Regions from separate parts of the Mus musculus genome. Here region 1 is linked to region 2. The links are chromatin loops, found by intact Hi-C in ENCODE. Cell type or tissue: heart. All regions are shown on one strand. Links, peaks and the distances in the headings refer to the core of each region. The heading gives the core; the rest is flanking DNA. Region 1 overlaps Kazn (kazrin, periplakin interacting protein). Region 2 holds the start of Kazn (kazrin, periplakin interacting protein).

Region 1 (11,109 bases), core at 4,121-9,120, 56 kb before region 2:
AAGCTTTAACACCTCATCAGCCAGGGCTCAGCCTCCCGCTCGCTGTGACGCCGCTACACACATGTGGAGGTCAAAGGTCGACAGGTATTTTCTCCAATCACTCTCCACCTTTTAAAATGAACTTCTATTTATGTGTATGTGCACCGCATGTGTGAAGTTCCGGCGGAGGCCAGAAGAGGGTATCAGATCCTCTGGAACTGGAGTCACAGGTTGTGAGCCTCCATGTGGGTGTTGAGAATGGAAACCAGGCTCTCCAGCACTGTATCTACCTTGTTGTTTGTTTGAGACAGCAACTCACTGATTCAGGTAGACATGCTGGCCGGCAAACCCGGGGGACCTTCCAGTCTTAGCTTCCTTAGGGCTGGGCTCACAGTGCACAGTGCCACACCCAGTTTCTTACCTTCTTATTGCCAGACTTTATGTTCACATGCATTGTCTGCCCAGCACTGAGTGCACCATGGGGGTCCTTATATACATTTGTTTGCTTCTGGGCTTTCAGTGTCTTACACTCTGTAGGTACTTTATACACAGTGCTGGAGTGAAAGGCCCATCCCAGAAGCCATAGCCCAGAAGTCTACTGGGTCCTGCTGCAAATCTCTCCTATGTTCCAGCGCCAGACAGCATTGCACAGAGGGAGCACTGTTACCTCTGCACCCATTCCATATGAGCATTCCTGCCACCAATGACCACGTAGCCCAGTGGGGAAGTAGCTGGTTGGTGGCTCTGAATTACTTCCGACCTAGATGGGTTCCTTTACAGGCTGTGTGGCGCTGGGCAAGCTCCTCACCCTTGCTGAGCCATTGGCTCATTATCTATTATCTGAACCTGGGAGGTGCCTGTGCTGGTTGGTATTTTGATGCCAACTTGACACAAGCTGGAGTCATCTGGGATGAGAAACCCTTAACCAAGAAATTGCCTCCATCAGATTAGCATGTAGGGAAGTGTTGGGCGCATTTCCTTGATTGAGGACTGACGTGCAAGGTCCCAGCTCAATGTGGGTTGTGCCACCCTGGGCAGGATGCAGGCAGTATAGGTAAGCAAGCTGAGGCAACTGTGGAGAGCAAAGGAAGCCAGGGAGCAGGATTCCTCCATCTCTGTTTCTGGTCCCTGCCTCCAGGGTCCTGCTCCGATTTCCCTTCATGAAACTGCGAGATGCCAGGGTTGCTTCTGTCATGGCATTGGCAACATAAGTAGACTAGAACACTGCTGGTGACAGCCTCTCCGCAGAGGATCCGGGTGAGACACGCACCTACTGTGGTGTGTGCGGTAGAAAGGGAAGAGGAGCCATGTGGCAGACACCCTCCCATGGACAGCACAGGGTGGAGGTGGGTGACCCCGTGCGTGCAAATACCTAGTTACAAAAGCACAGAGGAGTTCGGGCTGTGGTGGGGGTGTGAAGACTGACAGCCAAGAAGAGAACCTGGAAGTTTCTCTGAGAAGCCATGTTTAATAAAAAGTTCTGATGTGGCTGCAGGAGCAAGCGGCAAGGACAGTAGAGGAAGAAGGGCTCAGACGATGGTGGATTCTGTAGCCTGGGCTAACCCTAATTTAGTGTCAGACCCACCAAGGATGGGGAACTTGCAGCCTCAGGCTGTAGTTGGAAGTCACTTATCAATCATGCCTCAACTATTACAAACTGCCCACCTTCAACAGCACCTCCGTTTCCTGCAGCCGAGGCGGACCAGAGGCTGGGGAGCCACCTGCACACCTGGATCTTGGGACTGACCAAGAGGTGGCGGGCGAGAGCTACTGCTAGGTCTCAGCATCCTGTCTAGGGATGCGTCAGACTTAGGTTTTATAAGGTCTTCAGCTCTCACCTGGCTTCAAAGGCCGGCTGGACCCCGTAGGGATCCCCGCAAGGGTCAGCAAAGAACAGCTTGTGTTTACTGCAGGTGGGCTCCAATCTGTTTACAGTAGAGGTTCTGGAGCCCTGTGTGTCTGTCCCCTGTCAGTGCTGACAGGCAGGGGCAGCTAATATTTACCTAGAACCTGACTGGGGAATTCTGTACACTTTACCTTTCTGACAATCCTGGGAGGGAGGTCTCAGCAAACAGACACACATGACATACTGCATTAAGGATCCAGCATCTCTCGTACCAAAGGGACAGATGACCCTTGTATCAGGTCATAGGTCACATCCTTTATACGCAGTAGAGCCAGGATGTGACCTCAACTGTGTGAACCGCCCCTCCCTCTAAGGCTCATCTGTCTTACCCTACAGGCACCATCTATAGGGAGCAGAGGGCTTGCATAACTGTCCGTGGCCTTGTGTAACCAGCTGTGGACACCTGGAGGGCCAGTTTTACTACAGCCCCTAGCACAGTGGCTCTCAGTCCTCCTAACTCTGGGGCTCTTTAACACAGTTCCTCATGTTGTCCTGACCCCCAACCATAACATTATTTTCATTGCTACTTCCTAACTGTAATTTGGCTACTGGTATGAACTGAAATGCAAATATTTTTTTGGAGATGGGGGGTTTGCCAAAGGGGTCGTGACCCATAGGTTGAGAACCACTAGAGGGCTCCTTCCTCCTTCAGGAGAGTCAGGTGGCTCACCATGTACAATCAGTGATGCACAATGGGATGACAAGGAGACTGGATTGGAGTGTGTACCAGAGTCGGTGGGAATGGAGCCAGGTGCCCTGCTAAGTATCTGCAGCAAAGCATGTAGCATTTACACTGTTTCTATGTAACAAATGGACTGACTACATTTCATGTAGCATTTACACTCTTTCTATGTAACAAATGGACTGGCTACATTTCATGTAGCATTTACATTCTTTCTATGTAACAAATGGACTGGCAACAAATGGACTGGCTACAGCTGTCAGCCAAGGAGCTCAGTACCCTCTCCAGCCAAAGGATGCCTGGGTCACCAAGGCTGGCCAATCAGGGCACTGGCTCGCCTAGACACTGTGATTAGTTCAGGGATGGCCGTGTGGCCCAAGTTGACCAATGAGGGTCATTTGGTTTACATCTTAGGCACAGTTGAGTCTCTGGATTCAGCTATGCATGAAGGCCATCTCTAAGTAGGTTCAGTTAGACTAGTCATCATAGTTTGTCCTGTGCTGCCCCAGGCTGCCGTGGTATGAACAAAGAAGCTGCCTTTCCCACTGCATCCAGTGGCCTCCTCCTGTGACTCCCCCTTATTGCTGGCCCAAGCTGGGCAGGACTCACCTTGCCGGTCTGCAGGGTGGGGAGGGTGTGAGTGGTAGAGAGTCTGTTGGCTTTGCCGGATGGCAGCAGTCAGTGGGAGGTCAGCCTGCACCACCCATTCCTGGTTGCCATTGAGCACCGTCTCACCGGGCATGGCGAGGGAATGCCTCTTGGGGACATCCTTGGTCAGAGTGGCTAAGGACTGCTTGGCCTGGAGTAAGAGCAGGAGAAAGGAAGAAGAAAATGTAACCAAGAGGGACCTCTCGGGCAGCTGCCTGGCACCTCTTCTCACCATGGCAAGAAGGCCGAGAATTCTACTTCTGCACCAGTGAGCCACCAGAAAGTGATGCAAGTCTCACCCACGCTCAGTAGGGTCTCACCTTCAGTTCCCACTAAGAGCAAGGTGAGACCACATATGGGGGAACCCAAGTGCGGGCATCACTTCTGGGTTCTGGGTTCTCCAAGGACACGTCAGGACTCTCTCTCTCTCTCTCTCTCTCTCTCTCTCTCTCTCTCTCTCTGTGTGTGTGTGTGTGGTGTGTGCCCATGTATGCACATGCTTGTTTGTGTGACGGTTGTACATCAAGATGACAGTATTGCTCCTCAGGAGCCACCCACCTCGTTTCTTGAAACAGGATCTCTCTCTGAAGCTTGCCAATGAGATTAAAGCTGTTGCGCTAGTAAGTCCCAGGGATCCTGTCTCCACTTTAACACATTGTGGTGGTTTGAAAAGGTATGGCCCCCGTAGACTCATGTGTTTGAATGCCTGGCCATAGGGAGTGGCACTATTAGGAGGTGTGAAGTGTGTCACTGTGTTGGCAGGCTTTGAGGTCTTCTATGCGCAGGCTCTGGCCAGGGTGAAATCAGAGCCTCCTCCTGGCTGCCTGCAGATCAAGGTCTGATAGGCCTGAGGAAGAGGTGTAGGGGGTGTCCTTGGGTAAACCTGGGAGAAGGCAGGTCTCGGCCTGAGTTTGGGAAGAGTGGGGGTCATGGGCAGAGAAGTCAGCCCCAAGGCTGTCAGGAAAGCACCCAAACACCCCATGATGCACAGGGCAGCCCCACCATGATGCACAGTTAGTTATCCGGGCCCCTCTGTTAGCAGCTGAAAGCCTGGGCCGCCATGTAGAAAGCAGAGCACAAAGCATTAGCTCAGAAGAGCCAAGCTGGTGGAACACAAGGCTGGTAGAGCCTGGGCTTCAAGGTACAGGCCTGTTTTAGGGGAGCCGCCACAATTCTGGGTGCTACACGTGGGTCAGCTCGGGGCAGAGAGAGTGCCTCTGTGAAGGGCACAGGTCAGAGACAGCTTAGCTATGAGTTATCTTCTTACTCCCACTGTGGGAAGTGGGATTTTACCAGACAGGTTCTTAAAGTTTGCTGGCTAAGAAAGGGAGCTTGCATTAGACACAGACTCGTGCATACTCAAAGTTAGTCCAGGTAACTCTCCAGGCTCTTTCAGGGCAGGGCAGGAGTGGGAGGAGGAAAGGAAAGGTCCATCATGGCCGCCCTTTCCTGAGCATCCCTCACACATACACAGAAAGCAGAGACCCACCCAGACCAACCCACAAAGCAAGCAACACAAGAAGAGGCCTGGACACGATGCCCTCCCATTCCCACCTGGTTTCTCCCCTGGTTGATGAAGGACCTCACCCCTAGCGGGGTCAGGAGGGGTGGGCCCTCTGTGTGGAGTGGGACGTCCTCTGTGTGGAGTGGGACGTGACTATCTGACAAGTGGGAAATCCCCTTAGGCACCAGACATGGGAGCGTCTCAACTCTGCCCACATAGAACCTGATTTTATTTTTTTTCTGAGACAGGGTTTCTCTGTGTAGCCCTGGCTGTCCTGGAACTCACTCTGTAGACCAGGCTGGCCTGGAACTCAGAAATCCACCCGCCTCTGTCTCCCAAGTGCCGGGATTAAAGGCGTGAGCCATGAAATCTCTGAGAAAGATGGCTCACTGGGGCTGTGTGGACCATCTCCCACCAGCAACAGACACTGTTTCCGACTGTATCTCTCTCACTGTGTATGAGCCAATGCTGGGAGCCCCTCTTGAACCCTGACCTCGCCCTTCTTCTCTTTTCTTGGCCTCTACCCTCCTTTGAGCATCCTGATCCTGGAGCACTGGGCTCTTGGGAATTTCTAAGTTGGGATGATTAGGCTCACATGACCCAAACCCAGCTAAAGCCAGACATGGCCCCTGCTGTAATGGAACCTTTGTGTGACCTTGAGCACATGCCCTGCCCCCAACTTCCTACTGCACTTGTGGGTCCTGACTTCCTTCCAGAATCCCTGTGTGCTTCTGCCAGGCAGATCTGCCCTCGGCTGCCTGCAGTCTCAGCGATTTCCACTCTCAGAGCTGGCTCCTCAGGTCAGCCTGGGCCTCATAGCAGAAAGGTCTGGGGCTGTCCTCAGCACAGCCTGTTTGTGCTGAAGTCTGTCACGTGGTAAAGGGGATGAGGAGGATGTGGAGTCAGAGGGACGCCTGAAGGAGGTGGGGCCATCATGAGTCCCTGTAAGGCATCCTCCCTCTTCCTCTAGGAAGATGTTGCCTGTGACAGAGCTCTAGGCCCCCCAGCAGCAGAGGGTCCGAAGCTGCAGGGAGGAGGAGGGGAGCTTAGTTTCTGGCTAGAGGAAAGCAGGCTGTATACCTGTATATTGGGAGCAGAATCTAGGGGACTTATTTCTTAATATAGGGAACATCAGAGAACAACTAAGATGCTGAGGCCAGGGCTCAAAGCACCAAGATGTATTCCATCTGTCCACAGGGACTGTGGTGAAGTGGGCACCCAGGGTCTTTCCCACCCATCCCTCTCAGGGCTGCAGGAAGTATCCACTTGAGATGTCTTCCTGCCTTGACAGCCTTCACCACTAGGGGTCAGCATTGCACAAGGCAGCTGCCCTGCTCTGGGTGGCTATATGCTGAAGCAGGAGTTTGCAAACCATCAGGTCAGTGCAGCACACAAATGCAGCACTAGCTGTTTCCCTGTTCCCCTTACACCCTCCCCAGAGCCCTACAGGGCATATGCAGGGATGGAGGCGCCAGAGGTCAAGGTCTGTAAGTGCACTGTTAGCTAACGCTGGCACCCTGCTGGAGAACATATCCCATTACTAAAGAGTCACACAAGGGAGGGGGACTAAGAGAGACCGCGTGCGTGCGTGCGTGCGTGCGTGCGTGCGTGCGTGCGTGCGTGCGTGTGTGTGTGTGTGTGACACACACTGGGTCCAGGGGGGCTTTCAAAGGCTTTCTATCTTTGTGTGTTCTGGCTATACCTAACTATGTCATGAGAAACATGAGTGTATATACACAAATAGGTAGATACTGTTATTTGTAACCCCGGACTCTGAGATGTTAACATTCCTAGATATTTTACCAAAATAATATGATTATTTTGGACCACAATATGCCTTCCCATTGCCCCACATTTTCGAAGTCTGTAGGGACATGTGGCCAAGTGAGGCCTCCCAGAAAGCCAGTGCTCCTGGGCTTCAGGAGGTCCCCAACTCAGGAGTGTCACACAGCCCACTGCTCTCCCCTTAGCCTCCTTCTCCCTCAGGGGCTCTGAGTGCTCCAGGCTGCTCCTCCACAGCCAGTGCCCAGTGCGGGCTCACCATGGCGAGCTCCGCCTCCAGCTCCTTCATGCGGTTGTCCTTGAGGTCCAGCTGGGAGCGCAGGGCCGCAGCATGGTCTGTGGCTTCCTTGGCCTGCCGTCGAAGCTCCCACTTCTCTCGCTCCAGCAGGTCCTTCTCCTTGGCCAGTGCTTTGACTGCGTCTTCACTCTCCTGTGGTGGGGATGAGAGGGGGGGATGGGTTGTAAAGTGGTGGTGGTGGTGGGGGGGAAGGGCTCATCTGGGTGGGCAGGGGAATGGGGAATCCCAAACACAAGGCTGAAAGCCCTGGTGTGAGGTGGGAAAGCTATGGGGTGGTCACCTTGGACACCCCCAGAGACCACTTTCTCGATGAGAGAGCATGGCAAATGCTTGCCTCTATTCAGAAAACGGGGGCAGGGTGAAATATATATGATTCTTTTCAAGGACAGAACAACCTCATGTGGAGAAGGCACAGTAGGGTCTGAAAAGGGTTGGAGTGAAGGAGACTCTGTCATTTAATTAATTAATTAATTAACTAATTAATTAATGTATGTATGTATGTATGTATGTATGTATGTATGTATCTATCTATCTATCTATCTATCTATCTATCTATCTATCTGGTTGATTGCTTTGAGGTGTTCTGTTTTGTGTTTTGAATCAGGGTCCCTACAGAGCCCAGGCTCGCCCCCAACTCTTTATGTAGCCAAGGATAATCTTAAACTTCTGGTTCTCTTGCCTGCAATTCCCAAGTGCTGGCCCGGTTTCTGCTGTGGTGCTGGGGACAAAGCCCAGGGCCTCCCACCCGCTAGGCAATCACTCTGCCAACTCCGAATGCCCAGCTCCTGCCCGAGGAACTGTGTCAAAGCTAAACAGGTACAGGAAGACACCTGAAGCGGTGACCGCCTGGGCTACCACAGGAGCCTGCTGCCACCCTACAAGGCGACACTCAGTCTCATGAGGAAGAAACTCCTCCTGCCACCAGCCAAGGCCTCTCTCCGTTTCCTGTACGAACCATGGCTGCCAGGGGTGGTGCCAGCCAGGTGTAGGGCAGACCCTGACCTCTGAACAGGGGTGGTATTGAAACTGCTGTCTTCTCAAGAGGATGGTCCTTGGGGGTACTCAGCCCATCCCACCAAACCACCACATCTAAACCAGATCCAAGGTCTCTACCAGCAAGGCCAGGAGGCCAAGGGGTACCAGCTTTTCTCCGTGAATGTGGCTTCCAGCATGTACAACAGTGTCGAATGTTCTAGAGAGAGTCCTGGCTCTGCAAATACCTGCAGGTCAGCATGGCCTCAGTTTCCCCATCTGTCCTGCATGCATTTTGAGATAGCCTTGTGACCTGGGGCTTTGCCAGCAAGCTCCTCACTCCCTAGGATCCCTCTTTATACCTCCTCTTCCAAGAAGCCTTCCTGGAACACCGGCTTAGGGTGACAGCCTAGCGCTCTCTCCAGCCAGTCCTTGCTCACACCTGACGCTCACCCCACCAACAGAAACGAGAGGCAGACACAGCCAGATAATGCTGTGCTTGCTGAGGCTATGCTGAAGAAACAGACCTGGAGAGGAGCTGGGCAGCCCTGGGAGCTGGCTGGTGACCCTGAGGTAGGAGGAAGACTCACTAAGACCCTTTCAATCCTTGTTATCGCTGAGGTTTCGCCTGTTCTGCTGGTTGCGAGCAGCCTTGGGCTGTACACTAGGTGAAAAAGGTCTGTGGGTATTTCAGTGTCTCCACGACACTGTTCCCAGGCAGAGGCCAACAGGCTCAGCAGTAGCAGTCACCAAGAGTCCTGGGCAGTGCTGCAGGCTCTGCATGCATGACTCTTACTTGAACTTCGCACCCACCCATGAGGTGGAGACTCCAATTATTCCTGTTTTACAGAGAGGTAAACTGAGGCCCAGAGGATAAGCACCCTCAGCCCACTGCTGATCATGGAGGAATCAAAGACAGAACTATGGAATTCCTTCCCCGGGGATCAGAATTTGATAGGGCCTAGGGACAAGTGCCTGAAACTCACAAGGGCAGGATAAGGCTACAAGGCTAGATCATTATGGCCTTGCAGGCCAGGTCAGGGGTCTGAGATGGGCAGTGACGAGAGGCTGCAGGAGACTGGGTGTGGTGGGGTGGTGACGACAGAGTATCTCAGACTCAGTACCAGGATTATCTCGAATCCAGCTTGGAGCTGGCTGCCTGGCCTGCTATGAGGACATCTCCAGCTGGGTTTGTGGACAGTCCCCAGCTGCACTCAGGGGACAGGGCATGTGTCTTTGGCACAGTTTTCTGCGATGTCGGAACTCTGAGAATTTTCTGGACAGGCCAAGTCTTATCTTTGCCAGCAGCTCTGAGTCCCTGCTGTCCCCACCTGCTCCAGCTGAGGCCTGGGGAGGTTCCAGAAAAAGCCAGTGGGCCATGGCAGGTTGAGAGCCTGCAGCCCAGTGACTGGGGAACCAGCGAGGAGTTCTAGTAATGCTACTCACTTCCTTAAAACATAAAATGCAAATGATGTGTTGGTAACCAGACACAAGTCGTGAGAGGCTGGATAAAACCAGGGCTGGGGTTTTGGTTCCTGCACGGTGTCAGTAAATATGTGGGTAGAACGCCTGCCCAGGTCACATAAGGGGCATCCCAAGTTCTTTCTAATTGGTGTTGATCAGCCACCAGCCTCTTGAGCATCTTAGTCTTGCTGTCTGCAAAGTGGGCCTGGGTGACACAAGCCATTCAGACGCTACACCCCTGGCTTGCCTGAATGCATGCATGCCACAGCAACAGTGCGGGGGGGGGGGGGGGGGGACATACAGAGTACGCAGATGACACCTGTACTGCTGCTTAGAGCCATTTGACCTCAGGAAGGAAGAGTTCTGCATGCCAGGGATGTGTCAGAGAGTCACCTGCAGTGAGCACGTGAGGATAGTGTCAATTCCAATCTAGCCTCGGCCAACTGGCCTCTAACTGCAGCTCAGAGGTGGCCTCCTTGACTGGGCCCATCGCACTGTCTGCCACCACTGCTACTGAAGACCCACTGGGCCCTCCTGTCCCCAAAACTGCAGGCTGAACTGTTAGGTTTGAGTCAGGAATACCACTCACAGGCTTACATTCTGCCTGCTTGTGCCCTGGCTGGTGGCACTCTTTGGGGAGCGTGAAGCCTTCAGGAAGTGGGGCCTGGCTGGCAGAAGTAGGTGGAGTACTAGAGGTAAAAGCCTCTGAGGTTTTTAAGGCTGCTGTCGCTCCAGCCATTGCTCTCTGAATCCGTTACATTTTCCTCCAGCCTTTGTGCTCTGCTCCCTGGTTGGTCACGTGAGCACCTCTGCTGCATACTCACACGGCTACTAACTTCCCTCCATGACGGTCTGAAACCATGAGCCCAAATAAACCCTTCTTCCCTCAAATTGTCAGGCACTGTAGACCCAGTGACACACAGGGAAGATGCACATGGAAGAACACTTCTACTTCAGGTCCATGTACACAACTCAATGGCAGCCCTGCCCACATGGCATATGGAGGACAGAGGTCAACTCATAGAAGCCACTTCTTCCCTCCCATCATGCGACTCCCAGGAATTAAACTCAGGTTATCAGGCTTAGCAGCAAGCTTCTTTACTCACTGTGCTATCTCGTTGACCCATTTTTTTTCTGACCTGCACAACAGTGGGCGAAACACCTTCTCAATAGTCGCTCGTGAGCAATGGACTCTAACTGGGGCAGGAGTTCACCCTGCATACTCCATACAGAGTCTCACTGACCAAATCCATCACGTAATTAGAAACTCCTTCTCTTTCGCAGAGCCCAGGGTGGTGAATCTCAACTGTCAACTCAACAGGAAATGGGTCTCTAGGGGGCTCTGTGAGGGAGTTTCTAGATGGGGTTCACTGAGGTGGAAAGGCCCACCCTGAATGTGGGTGGCGCCATCCTATGGGCTAGAGGTCCAAACTGAATAAGGAGACCGTGAGTGAAGCATCCATCTCTCTCTGCTTCCTGACTGCAGATGAGATGTGGCCCACCACCTCCCATCTCTTCCACCACTACGGACTGGACCATATCTTCCAACTCTGATCCAAAACAAACCCCTTCCCCATGAAATTGCTGTAATCAGGTGTTTTATCATGAGAAAAGTAACTAACAGAGAGCCCAAGTCTTGAGGCACCTCCTCCGTGAAGCCCTCGGAGAGCCCTCTCTGTAGACAGACCGCCCTGCTGTCTCTCGATGCTCCTGGCTAACTCTGCCCACTTCCATAATGTGGTTATTGATGAGACTCCTAGTATCTTGGTCCTCACAACAGCTCTACACCTTCCACAGAAGGGGAAACTGAGGCTCTAGGGTGAGTGAGAGATCCAAGGGTCTGCCCAGAGGAAAAAGGATCTGAAACAGCTAGA
Region 2 (11,109 bases), core at 3,187-8,186:
AGCACTAAAGATGCAGAGGTAGGGGGAATCTCTGTTTGCTACCCGATCTACATTGTAAGTTTCAAGGGTCTAGGAGAGACCTTGTCTCAAAGAACAAACAACAGAAACCATCAGACACAATGTTGTACTCAACTTAAACCCTTTGGGGTAGGAATAGTTACTTCTCGTTTAAAAAAAAAAAAAATCAATGCTGGTGATGTTAACATGTATCAGGTCACTGTTCTTTTCTTTTCCTTTGTTCTTTTCTTTTCTGTTTTTCGAGACAGGGTTTCTCTGTGTAGCCCTGGCTGGCCTTGAACTCAAAAATTCACCTGCCTCTGCCTCCCAAGTGCTGGGATTAAAGGCGTGTGCCACCACACCTGGCCACTGTTGTTTTCAAATGAATTAGTGAGAATCCAGACATCTCACCAGCAGGAAGTTCTTGAAGGAACGACAAGCAATGATATTTCAAGCCACAGAAACAGCTTTTGTGGGTTTTTCAGTTCCCTAAGAGCTTGAGAAAAGTTTGAGAAGCGGCATCTTAAGAAACAAACAGAAGTTGGAGAGCTGGCTCAGCAGTTATGCGCTCAGACTGCTCTTGCAGGGGATCCAGGCTCAGTTCCTAGCATCCACACCAAGCGGCTCACAACCGCTTCTAACTCCAGCTCCTGGTAGCCAACACCCTCACGGGGCCTCCACAGGTGATCACACTCATGTGCACATGCACATATACGCATAGAATAAATTTAATAAATAAATAAATTACTTAAATACGGGGCTGGGAGTGTGGCTCTGTTGGTAGACTGAATGCCTAGCGTGCACCAAGCCCTGGGTTTGATCCCCAGTACCAATCATACAAGCAAGGTGGAGCAGACTAGAATCCCAGCACTCCGGAAGCAGAGGCAGGAGGGTCAGGAGTTCAAGGCCAGCCCCTAGACCATAGCAATTTTGAGGCCTGCTGGGAAATACATGAGACCTTTTCTCTACAATGAGATGGCTCAGAGGTCAAGTCACCTGCTGCTAATCCTGACGAGCCACACAGCGGAAGGGAAGAACTGATTTTTACAAGCTGTCCTCTGACTTCCACACAAATGCCCTGGCGTACAGACATAAACATCACACAGACACACACACACACACACACACACACACACTCCCCAAATCATAAATGCAACAGAAAATGACAAGAGCAGAAAACAAACGGCTTCTTCAAGCCGTCTTTGTCATGTTCTAGTGGACGAAAGAGGGAGAGAGGAGAGAAGGTAGAAACGCCTCAGATGTTCAATGACAGGAAAATGGCTGAATAAATAACAGAGCCTCCATTTGGTGGAACATTATGCAGTCATTAAAAATTATGTCCTTGGGTCGTATTTATTGTTGTTGGAAATTGCTCGGCATGTTTAACACACTGTTAAAAGATTTTTAAAGAAAAAAAAAATGAAAGAAAGCAATTTTCATGACTGCCACTACGGTTGATGCTGCAATTTACAGGGAAGTTGGAAAATGGAATCCTGGGAAATTGACAGATACCAGATGGTCCTGCAAGTTCCCACAGAGCCCAGCGGGAGTCATGGGGGGTGTCTAGGGGTGAATTTAGACACCCTGCAATATTATGCTTTGTGAGGCAATGGGCTACCCGGGCCCACAATGCTTCTTCATCATTCACTTTCTACTTTTAAACTCAAAAGGAGACCAAAAACCTGAAGCAATATTTTCCATACTCACTCACTCCATGGCGGCGGCAGAGGCGCCTTCCAAGACCCCCCTCCCGCCCCCGCCCCCTCCACTTGATTCTCTTCCCAATCTGACATCAGCACTGGGCACCACTATTCCAATGACTGCTCGGGCCAGTGTCTACTTGAGTTCCCAATCCTCACTCAAACTGAAAACTTCAGGTCTCACCTCACCTGTAAGATGGTGGAGCGGGACCCTGCTGGGGAGGAAGTCTTTGGGGCACTGCTTTCCCCCAGGCCCACTGGCTGTTAACACATGTCCCTGCCATCTGCTGCTTGCTCTGCAGGCACATGTCTGCTCACGTCTGCTCCTTCTCCTCATTTCGGTGCATAAATCCCTCTGCATGCCCAAATGCCACCTGCCACATCTGTCTGTCTGTAATTTGTGTGCTCTGTGCAATGGCCAGTGAGGAAGTTGAGTTCTTTATGATGCTGCAGGACCCCAGGTGGACCGCTCTGGGTGGCTGGAGGTATCCAGCCACTAGCCTTTCAGGGACACTGTTTGTCTTTGAGTGCATGGGCTCTGGGGTCCCTCTGACCTAGAGGTCATATGTGGTGGGGGAGGGGCAACTCTTAGAAGATTTGAGAAGACGGACCCTGCCCCTGCCATCTGTCAATCACTAGGTTTCTGTATAAATCACAGTAAGCAATGGCCCATTCATCTTTTATGTTACTCAACCCTCTCAGCCTATGTGAGGCAGCCACTCCTACTGGCCCTGAAGGTAGGAACATGGGTACTACCCTTACCTCAAAGGAGTACAGGTTCAGGCAGGATGGGAACTTCAGACAAGGTCAAAGTTAGTAAGAGTTAGAGCCAGGTGTGGTGGCTCACAGCTGCAATCCCAGCCCTTGGGAGGCAGAGGCAGATGGATTGCAGTGACTTAAAGGTCAGCCTGGGCTACACAGTGAGTGTAGTTAGCCTGGGCAATAAAGGGAAATGTGGTATTCAAACAATAAGGAGCAGATATAGCTGGAGTACAAGTTGTAGTTCAAATCTGACTCCAGAGCTGGCCATCCCATGACTGAGCTAAAGTACCCTCAATTTTTTATCCCAGGCTGACTCCACAGTGGATACTGGCAGAGGGAAGGACAAGGGGTGTTAGTGGAACAGAAAAGGCCTCTGCCTTGCTGGGCTCTGGGACCTTGGTCAAGTTGGTGGAACTCTTTAGGGAGGATTAGGAGGTGTGTCACTGGGAGTGGGCTTTGAGGTTTCAAAAGGAGGTGACCTAGGTCAGATGGACCTCTGGATGAGAAGTGGCTTCCCAAGCATCCAACTACCTTGTACCAGCTGGGCCACAATATCCACCACCACCAGTAGTCAGGGTCACAATAACCTGAGTGCAGTGGTCAGAATGAAAATGGCCCCCAGAGGCTCATAGAGAGCGGCACTCTTAGGAGGTGTGGCCTTGTTGGAGTAGGAAGTATAACACTGGAGTTTCAGAAACCCAAGCCAGGTTCAATGGTCCTTCTCTCTTCCTGCTGCCTGCTGATCGGGATGTAAAACCCTCAGCTACTTCTCCAACAGCATGTGTGCCTGCAGTCAACCATACTCCCTACCATGATGATAATGGACTAAAACCTCTGAACAGTCAGCCAGACACATTTTTTTTTTCTTTATAAGAGTTGCCATGGTCATGGTGTCTCTTCACAGCCATAGAAATCCTAACAAAGACACTGACAAAATAAGATTCCTGCCAAGGAAGTGGCCTTCAGAGTCACACACGCTATCCTCCCAGAGACTCCTTGTGCATCCTGGGCATGTCAATGAAATATCATATGGTCATCTGCTTAGTGAGCCATGCATACCAAAGCTAGGGTCAGGGAACGCTGCTGTGACCCAGGCGGCTCATCAGCCAGCAAAATCCCCTTCCCTTCACGCTGTGAGAGCTGCACCTGGGAGAGCAAGGAAGTTCATCTTCCAGACTCCTCACCCTGTCGCGATATGTGACCAGGCTCCTGGCAAGGACAACCTTCCATCCTCCACTGTGGCCCCTTGCATAGTGTCTCGTGGACCAGGAGGCTCAAACGCTCCCCCCTCCCACACCTGAGAAACCTTTCCTGCTCTGTGTGTCGTGGTGGTCTAAGTATCAGGCCAGTTCTGGCTTCAGGGACAAAGCTTTTCTACCTGTCTAGCTTTTGTTCCTGTCCCAGGAACGTACGATAGACTCTACGTTCAACCTCCAGTCCTCAGGTACAGCACGCAAACCATAAACTGACTTAAAACATGGGCTTTTTGTTTGTTTATTTGTTTGTTTGCAATTCTTTACGTTTTATAACTGGACTGCCCAGATCTCAAGTGTGAACTCTGCAGATGGCGTCTATCACAATGTCACTTTGAAAGAGTAGGCAGCGTGCGTGCACCCCCCCAAAGCTGTTCTCTGGAGACACTGTGGGGCCAACTCCTCAAAGTGCCAAGGTAGCTGCATCGTAGATGGCTTTCTACCTTTCTCAGAGAACCTCCTGGAAGCTTTCCTGAAGCCCAGAGCACGGGCAAGAAGCCTTGCAGGAGAAAGGGGGCTGAGGGCTCTTTCAGGGAAGCCGGGCTGCCCTGGAGACCCATTGGTCTGTGATGTTTAGGCAGCTGGTAACCAAGGAGCTATGGAAACTTCCTGCAAACTAGCACAGGTCCAATGTCTCCCCAGGTCCAGGGCTGCACTTTACAGGGAAGCTGCACTTGTCTGAGAAGTGAGAATAAACCCAGGCCCTTCTCAGAGCCCATAAAGGGAAACAGGAGTGGTATGTTGTGATGTATGGGGATAGGTGACATCTCTGTTTCGAGTGATCTATCGGGAATGGGGTTGCGTTTCTTCAGCAGAGCCCAGCACAAACTCAGTCCCAAGCAGGAAAGTCCCGAAGGCTCCCAGGAATGTAGGATAGACTCAATAGTTAGCCACTGTCCTGGTCCATCAAAGATGGCTCCCAAGGCCCCACCCACACACCCCTCTCTGAGACTCTATGGACAGTTAATAGTTGCTGATGGAAGAGGAGACATTTGCTTTAGTGGTGAAGCTGCTGGCAAGGTGCCCAAAAAACCCCTCATGCAAACTCCTATATGCGGCCCTAATGAGACTCGGGGGTGGGGATGGGGAGGGACGAGGAAGGGAGACTAACTGGGAGGAAGGGCTCGGCAGGAGTGGGAGGGACAAGAGAGGGCGTTAGGGATGACTATGACTAAAATACACCTATGAAAACGTCATAACAAACCATTATTATGTAAAATATATACTAATGAAACCCTGCAAGTACGACTGACACCCTGGGACAGAATGCTGTAGGAGCCAACTCCAGGAAGCTCAGAATGGCTGGGAAGGCCCGGGCAGGCCTGCCAACAAGCCTGTGCTCTGTCACCCGTCACTCACCTTGCAAGGCTTCTTTGGCTCTGGCCAGTTCCTGCTCCTTCTGTACCAGCTGCACCCGGAGCTCAGTGGCTGAGAGGACCTCAGAGCACTTGCCGCCCTGTGACTCCTCCAGGTCCTTCGCCAGCATTTCCTTCATCTGCCGGAGAAGGTGCACTTCCTCTTGAAGCTGGACCACTTCCTCCCGCAGGAGCACTAGGGAACAAAAGCAGCCGGTCAGAGGTGGGGGGCCTGGGAGAGCTCAGGTTTCTCCTATAAGCTGAGCACACAGGACCTTTTCCTAACTGGGCCCAGGCTCCGTCCAGTTCACACACATACAACCCACACTCCCGAGCATCCAATGGTTGCTCCTCCCAGTGGCCACAGACTCATTCTGACCACGAGTCACTCCATGCCCAGGGAAGCTTTGTGTGTGATCACTCATAGACTGTTCCAGACCTGAGCCTGGTACCTACAGAATCCTCCCTTCATACACCAGGCACCTGAGGCTCAGAGAGGTTAAAGAACGCGGAAAAGCCAGGCTATGCTATGCCACGCTGACTCTGGCAGTTAGTCAGAATTTGAGCACAGTGTCACACAGTGGAATTGGTGCGGAAAGGTACAGTTACATCCTGCAGAGCGCATGCCTCCTGGGGGGGGGGGGGGGTTCTGCACTCCACAGAGAACACAGCATTGACAGGTATAGTCCCAAAAATGGGGGTACCATGGGTGCAGGATATGAAGGCAGCTACATCCAATCTTTTGTGTGCATTCCGAGAGACGTCTGTGTTTTGAGGAGGTACCTGGGTAATAATAATAAGCCTTTAAAGATGAGAGCTCATGGGCGTAGCATTTGCCACTGTAGGCCTGTGGACCCTGTGTATCCTGTTAAGCACCAATAAACCCCAAACTGTCACGGGTGGCACAGAAGGGGGTACATACAGGTGGCAGATTCTATGGGTCTTCCTAATGACCACTAATACAAAGTTATATCAAGAATGATGTTACCAGGTATAGTGGCACACTTGTTTATAACACCAGCCTAAGAAGCAAAGACAGGAGGACTGCTGCAGGTTCCACTAGCCTGGGCTAATAATGAGTTCTAGGCCAGCCTGGGCTACAGAGTAAGACTCTCTTACTCTTTCCTACTCTCGTGAGTCCTCATCTGAGTCGCTGGAAAAGAATGGAGTAAAAGAACACAGTAACAGCTCCGGAGGCAGCCGCAGAGCCTCTGCTGAAGGCAGCTCCAGCACTGTCCCCTCCTGTCCCAGCCACCCTCTACTGCAGCCACCAGGTCCTTTCCGACTTCCCACCTCCTTCATGTGACACATGGCGCACATCTGTGCTCCACCTCGCCTCTTTAGATGCATCTTCTCCCAGAGATCCCAGTGCTGGATCCCAGTGCTGTGTGTGTGTATATGTGTGCGTGTGTGTGTGTGTGTATGTGTGTGTACATGTGCGTGTGTGTTCGCCTGTCCTTTCTCACACTTCTGGACTCCAGGACAGGCTGCTGACTACCCTGGTCTCTCCGAAAAGCTGCAGAGTAAGTTTGCTGTGGTCTGGCCCAGCCCTCACTCCAGGCACACATCTCCAGGCAGGAGGTCAGATCCCACAAGGCTTGAGCCACAGCCACCTGTGTCCCCTGCTCTGGCTCACCATCTTTAATGACACTCAAGACTTATGTCAGAATCAAGCGTGAGTGACTGCTAGCACAAAGACATTGACATATATATGTGTGTGTGTGTGTGTGTATGTATGTATGTATGTATATGCATATATATAAACATGTGTGTGTGTGTGTGTGTGTGTATGAATGAATGGCTTCTATGTGTCTTCAAGCCAATCTGAGTAAGCCATTAAGGTCCCTTATTTTCTGTCCATGCAGGCAACCTGGTCTCAAGAGACCCTGTCAGTCCCTTGTCAATTCTATAAATCCTATGTTCTTTCTTGAAGTCTTGCTTATTACAAACCACAGGGATTTCCCAACCAGTCAGGGCTGCCAGATTAAGAAAGTACAACACTTTAAGGCAGTGGTGGCTCACACCTTTAATCCCAGCACTCAGGAAGCAAAGACTGGCAGATCTCTGAGTTTGAGGCCAGCCAGGTCTACAGAGCGAGTTCCAGGACAACCAAGGCTACACAGAGAAACCCTGTTTTGAAAAAAAAAAAAAAAAAACCCAAACCAAAAACAACACCAAAGTAAAACAGGAGCTAACACCCCAGACACACAGTGTCCAGACCTCAGGGAAGAGGTGGGTCAGTCCTAGGGTAAGTATATTCCATGTAGCATGTAGAACACACTTAAGCTTGGCGTTCATTTGTACTGTCCTGTGTTCTAATTTGACTAGGCTGTCTGTTTCTTCCCTGTGGGCTTCTCCCCTCCCAAGGCCACAGGCGCAGGAAGCAGTGTGACCCCGGGGGCTGACACTGCTAGAACACCCCGAGGGAATGGGTGAAGATGGAGAAAGAACAGCAGTTGCTAAACTTGAGCTCGGCCAAGAGCAGAGATAGGGGTGGCCTTGGCAGCACACGCATTGGAACAGGTGTAGCTGGCACAAGGGCCTCACCCTCCAGCCCAGCAGCCCCAGCTCTGAAGCAGCCAATGGGAACCTGGCACACCTAGAAAGGGCCCAGTCTCAGAAAACCAGGCTGGAAAAACAACCGAGGGAAAATAAGAGGCTCCTGCGAGCTTACTAAGCACCCACACTGGCCGGGCAGGCTGTACAACTTGCAGACTCTGCCCCGCACCTTCCATGATCAGAGCCAACCTGTCACGTGGCGGTTCTGGGATCACTGCACAGGGAAGGGACTGTGTCTACAGGCCTCAGTTGTCTTATCTGTGAATGGGGTGAAGGAAATTTAAATGGAGGCTGGGTTGTGGCTCAGGGATAGAAACTGCCCAGCATGCTTAAGGCCCTGAGTTCCAATCCCAGCCTTACTCCAAGTCACTTTAATGTGCCTGGCACCCTGCTCACAGAGCACCACCAATACGCACAGCTCACCTTGCCTTCTACGCAGAGGGGACTGAACACTCGGATCAGAAACCATGGACAATGAAGGACCTGGAAGGTGTGCTTGGCTTTCTGCCTGAGAGGGTTTGGTACCTTGCGGTGTGTCCTTGGACAAGACGCTATCCATCTCTGGGCCTTTTTAGGGGTGCTTAGAGGGGAGTAGTGCTCCTTGTAAATCTAGATGAATGTTACTGCTAATATATGGGAACAGAGACTCTGGATGCCGGTGTGTAGCTTCACAGCTCAACGGTTGCTAGCCACAACTGGCAGCTTACTGGGTTCGAATTAATTAAGAAGTGAGCCAAGTTTCTCAGCTGTGCAGGCCACGCTTGTCCTCAGGTGCAGGAGACTAAGGCACAGGACAGTGCTCAGTACAGACTATGGTCGCTGCATTCCAGCCAGCACAGACAGGCATTGGGATGACCGGAAGAAGGTGCAGCTGCTGAGCCACACACTCGTGCCCTGCTCAAAGGAATCTCCCAGGACTGCTCTGCCCTCGTCCAAGCACAGAAAAGCAATAATGCCATGAACCGTACCCCTCTGCATGGGGAAAGCATAATCCTCCGACCGCTACGCAGGGAGCAGTCGGGAGCACAGAGAGACCAACAGAAGCCACACTCAGGCAACAGTTGCCGGGAGACTCTTGCCTCCGGGAGCTGATCGCTACCCATGGAGCTAACTTGCCAACCCAAGAGGCCCCAGGTGCCCCTTCCCTGAGGAAGAGGGGGTGCAGCGAACTCTCTTCAAAGGGCAGGTCCATAATCGGTGACCATGGGAGCTGAGACTTGCCACTCCATAGCCCGCCCCCTTTAGTCTGCAAGAATTCTGCTTTTAAGGAAATATTATCTCCCAGTTCCTGATGCAACTAAGGTTGCTTCTGTGACCAGTTCTTGTCAGTAGCGTATAGGAAAAAAAAATGTTTTTAAGAAGGAATGCCACTTAAAGACAAGAAAAACTGAATCTTTTCTCCATATTTTATCTTCAGAGCGTAGATTTAATGGCAGGAGCTGCAACAGCCACCTAGTAATATGGAGGCAATCAATGTCTCCATTAGCTCAGTCCTCACAATAAGCCATGAAATAGCAACTATCACTATCACGTCAGCTTCACAGATCGGGGGTTGGAGGTAGATGGGGAGTTGAATGACAGGGCCAAGCTCACAGAGAGTCAAGAACGGGGCCAGGCTTTGGGCCTGGGTGGTACAACATCAGCACCCTGTTCCAGCTTCTAGCATGCAGTCTAGTTCCAAGTTCTGAGACATACTCTGGGAACAGTAATGGTTGCTGCTTTCCTTATATAAACATCCCAGGCATGCTAAGAGAGCTACAGAGTCCTGGGCAGGAACTCTGGGGACCTCCACAGTGGTCAGACCACCTACTGTCCATTGCTAACCAAAATAAGAAGGCTCTGGAGAGGAACACTGCCTGTGGGTGACTTTAGCAGCAGAGCCCAGGTCAGTATCAGTCCTGATGTGACAATGGAGTCATGTGCTCTCTTCATCCTCACAACCCTCCAACTCCTTCAGGAGCTTGCTTGTTCTTGCTCCCCATGGTGGGTCCCAGCCCCTGCCCCAAGTTCACGGTCTCTGCAGCTCCTGAGAAGAATGTGCTGTTCCTCAGAGACTGAGATAGGATCTTGTCACATGTGCCATGGTGCCAGCTCCAGGCAGGGCCCTGGCAGGCGTGTGTCCACGGTGCTGGGTGTTTCAGACAGAGGCAGGCCAGGCGGCTCAAGGCAGTTAGCGGAGCTCAGTCTTGGCTCTTCTACTTCCTGATGTGGACCCCTGGCATCTGATTTGAATGGGGAAAATGGAGCCAAGACTGGTTTCCCGGCCTTCAGCAAACATTAAACAAAGCAACTGTCTCTCAGGCTCTGCCCTGCCTTTTGACACTGTGACACAATGTTGCTACCTACAAAGTCCAGGCCCTGGGAAGTACAATGGAGCCAATAGCCATAGTAAAAGTAATAATAACAATAACCACAATGATAATAATTTATATATTTATTTTTCATAGTTTTAATTAAGTTCACCACATCACGTAGGGCTGCATTCATAGCGATCACAGGACACACACTGCCACAGACTGGATAGAAATATTTTGGAAAGTTCTAAATGGGGTCAAGGGCGGTTTATCACCAGCAGTTTGTTTTGTTTTGAGACAGGGTCTTTTTTTTTTTTTTTTTACATAGCTCTGGCTATCCTGGAACTAGACTGGCCTTGAACTCACAGAGATCTATCCACCAGACTCTGGTGGTGCTGGAATTAAGTTTGCCACCATGCCTAGCTCAATATTATGATAGAGAATGTGTACTCTGTCTTCTCAGAGAAGGCTCTGGTCTCAACACCTAAGGAACCTGAGCCACAGCCTCTCTGACTACAGGGCCAGCTAAGGGAGCAGTCAAGGCCCTGTAGTCAGAAGACCCTGTCAAGGGAGAGAGCAGAACCTGTGAGTTCGGAGCAGAGGGACCTGTGTGAGGAAGTTGGGCCCAGGGACTGTCGCCAGCTACCTACTATGGAAGTACACCTGGGTCACCAGCCAGGCATATACCTGCTCCTGAGCTCGGACTCTGCCCTTCTCCAGCAAAGTAAATTTAGGGAGGGAGCCATTCAGCCCGAGGTAACCTGTGCTGTCCAGCTGGCTTCTTCATAAGGATACCTCGGTGGCTCTGTAAACTGGCTTCTGCTTTTGGACTGTGGACAAAAGAGGACCTATATTCCCAGGAGGGTCACTTGAGGCATATATACACGTGGACATGAGAGAGGCCCCAGGCACAGAGAGGAGTTACAGAGGAACGATCACTACTGTCCCGTCTAGCCTTGTAGAGACTACAGCTGCCATCCTTTCTGCTCTCCTGGTGGCCCCTGCTAGGTGTCAGGATCCTTCCCTAAGGCCACAAGGCAACCCTGTGCAGAGACTCAGAGACTCTGGTAAGGTTCATTGCCTCTCTGTGGGTGGCCCGAGCTGGCCTTGTTATTGCAGGATCTGGGACAAGTCCTATGCTGCTGGCATGGTTGATGCTCGATAGATATTTGAAGCAAGGTCAATTGAG

The links. A loop is a pair of places that touch in the nucleus more often than their neighbours do. Peaks named below come from ENCODE experiments on the same cell type or tissue, not always from the same donor. Only the 100,000 strongest peaks of a DNase experiment are listed, where the experiment ranks them.
Region 1: a loop joins it to region 2, with 3 times the contacts of the local background. A loop is called at or near these places in 3 of 42 quality-filtered maps.

What each region holds. Positions count from the first base shown.
Region 1 is chr4:142,147,670-142,158,778 of GRCm38, forward strand. Kazn (kazrin, periplakin interacting protein) reads right to left here. Exons shown (of 18, transcript NM_144531.3): 7 at 6,761-6,931; 8 at 3,177-3,366. Among named protein-coding and RNA genes, the nearest start is that of Gm35581, 26 kb to the left of the region's middle. In heart, for the core only: a CTCF peak has its summit at 6,021 (motif pointing right); DNase peaks (open chromatin) are centred at 5,482, 6,012 and 9,022; H3K27ac peaks cover 1,640 bases.
Region 2 is chr4:142,204,944-142,216,052 of GRCm38, forward strand. It overlaps Kazn (kazrin, periplakin interacting protein), which reads right to left and starts at 10,515. Exons shown (of 18, transcript NM_144531.3): 1 at 10,504-10,515; 2 at 10,314-10,315; 3 at 10,310-10,311; 4 at 10,298-10,307; 5 at 5,072-5,267. The coding sequence starts at 10,515. In heart, for the core only: a CTCF peak has its summit at 5,424; DNase peaks (open chromatin) are centred at 5,068 and 7,578; H3K27ac peaks cover 1,239 bases.